2 separate regions of the Homo sapiens genome follow, and region 1 is linked to region 2. The links are chromatin loops, found by intact Hi-C in ENCODE. Cell type or tissue: gastrocnemius medialis. All regions are shown on one strand. Each heading gives the region's core, and the rest is flanking DNA. Links, peaks and the distances in the headings are about the cores only.

Region 1 (3,519 bases), core at 1,001-3,500, 1.3 Mb after region 2:
CACATACACACATACATTTTATACATATGTGAAAACAACAGCCAAAACTTTTTCAAATTTGATGAAAACTACGAACTCACAGACCTAAGCAGCTCAACAAACTCCAAGCACAAGAAACATGAAAAAAACTACAGCAAGGCACATCATAATCAAATCACTTAAAATCAGTGGAGAAAATCTTAAAAGCAGCCAGACAAAAAAAAGGCCCCTTGTGTACAGAGAACCTCAGAAGCAATGCAAGCCAGGAGACAGGAGACCATTTTAAAATACTGAAATGAAGGTGGGGGAGGGGGCGGAAAGGCCTGTCAACTTAGAATTCTATACCCATGAAAGTATCTTCAAAGTGAAGGCAAAATACTTTTTCTTTCTTTCTTTCTTTCTTTTTTAGACAGAGTCTTGCTCTGTTGCCCAGGCTGGAGTACAGTGGTGCAATCTCAGCTCACTACAAGCTCCGCCTCCTGGGTTCACACCATTCTCCTGCCTCAGCCTCCCAAGTAGCTGGGACTACGGGCATCCACCACCATGCCCGGCTAATTTTTTGTATTTTTAGTAGAGACAGTGTTTCACTGTGTTAGCCAGGATGGTCTCGATCTCCTGACCTCGTGATCTGCCCACCTCGGCCTCCCAAAGTGTTGGGATTACAGGCGTAAGCCACCGCGCCCGGCCCAAAATACTTTTTCAGACATAGAAAAGTTGAAAGAATTTATCACCAAAAAGGTCAAAAGTTTAAAAAAAAAAAAGTCACATGAAAACAAAAGTCAAGCAACACAATACTAATATCAAAGTAAATTTCAATGTAAATTTACTTTGTAAATTTCATCTGTAAAATTTTTACAGATGTAAAATTTACATTTTACAGATGTAAATTTCATCTGTAAAAATTTTACAGATGTAAATTTCATCTGTAAAAATCAGGATGAAAGTTTATTGTTAACTGATGAAACCTATAATTCACAATGAAGTTTACTCTGTGAACTTTTATGTGTCAGAGTACAATGTTAGAAAATAAGGCAACAGTAACAGAACTGTAATTGTAGCAGGAAATATAAGTATCCCTCTTTAATTCTTAATAAATCAAGTAGGCAAAGGACAAGAATCTATAGGTTTAGACAGCTATCAATAAAGCTAATTTAATGCAATACCTATATACTCTACAAATAATACTCCTTTTCTACTGTCTGTAGGACATTTACAAAAATGATAATATACGTGGCTACAGAGAACATCAATAAATTCTCCAAAGCGGAAATGCACAGGGCACATTTGATTACATGTGACTATACAATGGATTACACAATATGATAAAACTAGAAATGTAAAAAGTAGAGGGGGAGAAGAGGACAAGGCAATAGGGTAGGAGAAAATTCATAAATTTTATACAAAACTCTGGTATCAAAATTGGCCAACAACAAAAAAAACCCTACAAGCCAATCTCACTTATTAACATAGAAAGAAAAATTATAAATCACATGGCATTCTGGTTTGTATACTTTAATCTCTTGCGGGTTTGGTACATCATAAGTATGATATGTTGAAGACACTGAGTTATTGGTCCAATCACACTAACGGCAAGATCCTAGATTATGGTGAAATTACCATCAGAAAGCCATTTCAGATCTCCCTCGGCTCTCTTTCACTCAAGACTAACCCTGGTGACACACACATCATTACTTGTGCTTCCTTCTATGAGTGACAATGAGTGATGGGAGATAAATCTAGAAAAAGCCGAATGAGACGTCTACATTGGGGCAGCACTGAAAACTTCTAAGTGACGTGCTGTGAGGCATGGTTAAGGAAGGTTGATCTGCTGACGGACTAAAGCAGGAGAAAGTCTGAAGTAGAAGCTAATTATAGGATTTCAATAAGTGTAGTCTAGGTAGTAATAAAAGTAACAGTGGGGCCAGGCATGGTGGCTCACGTCTTTTATCCCAGCATTTTGGGAGGCTGAGGCACGTGGATCACTCGAAGTCAGGAGTTCCAGACCGGCCTGGCCAACATGGTGAAACCCTGTCTCTACTAAAAATACAAAGTTAGCCGGGCGTGGTGGCACACATCTGTTATCCCAGCTATTCGGGAGGCTGAGACAGCAGAACTGCTTGAACCTGGGAGGCGGAGGTTGCAGTGAGCCGAGATCATGCCAAAGCACTCCAGCCTGGGCAACAAGAGCAAAACTACATCTCAAAAAAAAGAAAAAAAAAAAAAGTAACAGTGGGTATGGAAAAGGGGTGGCATTGATGAGACTGACAGAACTGGTCAGCAGGAAGATACAGCAGTAGTACAAGGTACAAATGATACCATCAAGAAAGTGAACACACAACCCACAGAATAGGAGAAATTATTTGCAGATCATGTAACTAATGAGTGACTTGCATCCAGAATACCTCAAGAACTCTTATGACTCAATAATAAAAAGATAAATAACCCAACTGAAAAACAGATAAAGGATCTGAAGAGACATTTCTCCAAAGAAGATATACAAATAACCTATAAGCATATGAAAACCACTCAACATCATTAGTAATTAGAAAAATGCAAATCAAAACTACTAAACATCCCTTTTCACTCACTAAAATGGCTGTCAAAAGACAGACAGACAATAACAGGTGTCGGTGAGGATGTGTAGGTATTATAACCTCCATACATTGCTGGTGGGCATGTAAAATGGTACAGCTACTGTGGAAAGCAGTGTGACAGCACCTCAGGGAGTTAAACATAGAGTTACCACGTTAATTCAACAATTCTCCTAGGTACATACCCAAGAAAAATGAAAACATATGATGTCCACACTAAAACTCGTACATGAATGTTCATAACTGCATTATTCTTAAAAGCCAAAAAGTGAAAACCATCATAAGCTCCATCAACTTATGACTGGATAAACAAACAGGATATATCCTTAGAATAGGATGTTTGGCAATAAAAAAGAACGAAATACTGATAGATGTGACAACACGGCTGGCACTTGAAAACGTTATGCTAAATGAAAGAGGTCGGACACAAAAGGCCGTATCTTGTATGACTCCACTTATATGAAATGTCCAGAATAGACAAATCCATAGAGACAGAAAGTAGATTCGTGGCTACAGGTAGAAGAAATGGGGAGCAACTGCTAACTGGGTTTCTTTGAGGGGAGACAAAAGTTCTAAAATTAGATTGTGGTGATGGGTATACAAATCTGTGAATATACCAAAAAAAAAACCTCTTTATTACTTATGAATTATGTCTCTGTAAAGCTGTTTAAAAAAGAGTAATGTGGCCGGGTGCGGTGGCTCACGCCTGTAATCCCAGCACTTCGGGAGGCCGAGGTGGGTGGATCACAAGGTCGGGAGTTCGAGACCAGCCTGACTAATATGGTGAAACCCCGTCTCTACTAAAAACACAAAAATTAGCTGCGTGTGGTGGTGGGTGCCTGTAGTCCCAGCTACTCGGGAGGCTGAGGCAGAAGAATCACTTGAACCCAGGAGGCGGAGGCTGCAGTGAGCCAAGATTACCCCACTGCACTCCAGCCTGGGCGACAGA
Region 2 (2,500 bases), core at 1-2,500:
CGCCTGGCCCCTCCTGGGTTTTTTAAGCAATTCTCCTACCTCAGCCTCCCCAGTAGCTGGGATTACAGGCATGCGCCACCAGGCCCGGCTAATTTTTTTTTTTTTTTTTTTTTTTTGTATTTTTAGTAGAGACAAGGTTTTGCCAGTTGGCCAGGCTGGTCTCGAACTCCTGACCTCAAGTGATCCACCTGCCTTGGCCTCACAAAGTGCTGGGATTACAGGCGTGAGCCACAACGCCCAGCCAGTTGGTTCTTATTCTTGGTGATCTAAACTACCCTCTCTCCACCCTTTTTTTTTTTTTTTTTTTTTTGGCATCAGCAGCATTTCAATCAATGGTTTTTGAGAGTCTTCTTACACAATGTAGGCGGTTCTGTGTTTTGGAAGAAGTGTCACATTAGACTCCAGCCAACAGGGAGGGAGGACAGGAGGAAAGGTATGGAGCCAGAGTGTGATGGAACAACACTGAAAGCTTCAGGCACCGGCAGGAACAGGGACAGCCACCTCTCCAGTTTCCCCACTGACCCTGCAGAAAATGAGTCATGATTTATCTCCTCAAACTTCCTGGAAAAGCCAGCCAAGAGCTTAAAGTAGATAAGAAGCTCCTTATGGCCTACCTTTGTTATTCATTTACTTTAAAGGAAGATGCATCTTTAAGACAACAGCTTCTTTTGTCAGGTGTGGTGTTGAGTCTTTTATATCCCGTATTAGGAACAGTGTACCTATCATTTTAGTCACGGCTTCCTGTGCACCACCAGGGCCTTAAAATGCTGAGACAGAGTTATGCACAGGTATGTCAATGTCATAAACTATGAAAATAAATGTGGCCAAGTTTTAAAGGCAAGTTAAGTGTCCACAGTCAAAGAAGGAAGGCGGCACTGCATTGAGCTAAATGGGGCAGAGTCAAAATCCTGGGTTCTGGAACTGGCTTGGCCTCCAAGCAACCCAGCCTCCGAGCCTTAGTCCCACTTCTGCAAAGTAATGCTGGTTAGTGAGATAATCTCCAAAGCTTTGAAGTAAGCTCCACTTGAGCTTCCACTTTCACAACTTCAAGGTCAACTCTGTACTTAGGAAAGACGATCCACGGCTTCTGAGAGGGCAACAGGCTTGCAAGATGAGGAGGTCCGGTTTCTGTCCAGGGAAAGCATGCGGGCCCCAAAGACGTCTTTTTGTGTAGATAGAGTGAGTGAGTCTACTACAACTTTTTATTGTTTCTTTGCTCATTTTGATGTCCACAGAGCCCAGGTTTTCCACAGCGGACATCCCCTTCCACACCACGGAAGCTTCTCCCTCTCCAGGTTGCTGGGGTGGGGCTATGTCTCCCTGGGTGCCACACACCCTTTAATGCTGATGTCCCCAGGCTTTGCCCTCCCTTGCCTTTCGCTTTTCACCTAAGCAAACTAGGGGCAAAATATAGGTGATTCTGACCAATTCTGGGCACCTTATTTTCAAAGAACCAATGGGGAAGTCACTTGGTGAATATGTGCCAGACCCAGTCCTGGGCTCTTTCTATGCTTTATCTAATTTAACCCACACACCCCCCTTATGCAGTAGGTCCTCATACCAACAAGTTTCTGATAAGGAAACAGACTTGGAGAGGGTGAGTCATTTGTTCAAGGTCACTCAGCTAGCAAGCAGCAGAAGGAACATTTGAACCCAGGTCTCATACCATACAAATCACCCTTTTTTTTTTTTTTGAGACAGAGTCTCACTCTGTTGACCAGACTGGAGTGCAGTGGCGCAGTCTCGGTTCACTGCAACCTCCAACTCCCAGGTTCAAGCAATTTTCCTGCCTCAGCCTCCCGAGTAGCTGGGATTACAGATGTGTGCCACCATGCTCGGCTAATTTTTGTATTTTTAGTAGAGCTGGGGTTTCTACATGTTGGCCAGGCTGGTCTCGAACTCCTGACCAGCCTCCCAAAGTGCTGGGATTACAGGCATGAGCCACCCATTTAAAGTATACAGTTCAGTGGTTCTCAGTATCTTCACGGATATGTGCAACCATCACTCCAGTCAACTTGAGAATATTTCCAACACCTCAAAAAGAAACCTCATCTCACCTTCCTATCTCTCTACCCGCCAGTACCCCACTCCCAGGTAGGCAAGTACTACTCAATTTTCTGTCTCTGTAGACTTCTCCATTCTGGACTTTCACCTAAATGGATCATACAGTGCATGATCTTTGCGACTGGCTTTTTTTTTTTTTAAGACGGAGTCTTGCTCTGTCGCCCAGGCTGGAGTGCAGTGGCGCGATCTCGGCTCACTGCAAGCTCCGCCTCCCGGGTTCACGCCATTCTCCTGCCTCAGCCTCCCGAGTTGCTGGGACCACAGGCGCCCGCCACCGCGCCCGGCTAATTTTTTTTGTATTTTTAGTAGAGACGGGGTTTCACCGTGGTATCGATCCCCTGACCTCGTGATCCACCCGACTTGGCCTCCCAAAGTGCTGGGATTACAGGCGTGAGCCACCGCGCCCGGCCGCGACTGGCTTCTTTCAATCAGCGTA

The links. A loop is a pair of places that touch in the nucleus more often than their neighbours do. Peaks named below come from ENCODE experiments on the same cell type or tissue, not always from the same donor. Only the 100,000 strongest peaks of a DNase experiment are listed, where the experiment ranks them.
Region 1: it touches region 2 in a loop (15-fold over the local background); 1 of 110 quality-filtered maps calls a loop at or near these places.

Annotation. Positions count from the first base shown.
Region 1 is chr9:126,811,659-126,815,177 of GRCh38, reverse strand. The region is part of intron 2 of ZBTB43 (zinc finger and BTB domain containing 43); the gene reads right to left. Among named protein-coding and RNA genes, the nearest start is that of ZBTB43, 8.4 kb to the right of the region's middle. In gastrocnemius medialis, for the core only: no CTCF peak of the experiment used is centred there; a DNase peak (open chromatin) is centred at 1,977; H3K27ac peaks cover 2,500 bases.
Region 2 is chr9:128,077,220-128,079,719 of GRCh38, reverse strand. The region is part of intron 1 of SLC25A25 (solute carrier family 25 member 25); the gene reads right to left. Among named protein-coding and RNA genes, the nearest start is that of SLC25A25, 10 kb to the right of the region's middle. In gastrocnemius medialis, for the core only: no CTCF peak of the experiment used is centred there; a DNase peak (open chromatin) is centred at 1,089; H3K4me3 peaks cover 487 bases; H3K27ac peaks cover 1,688 bases.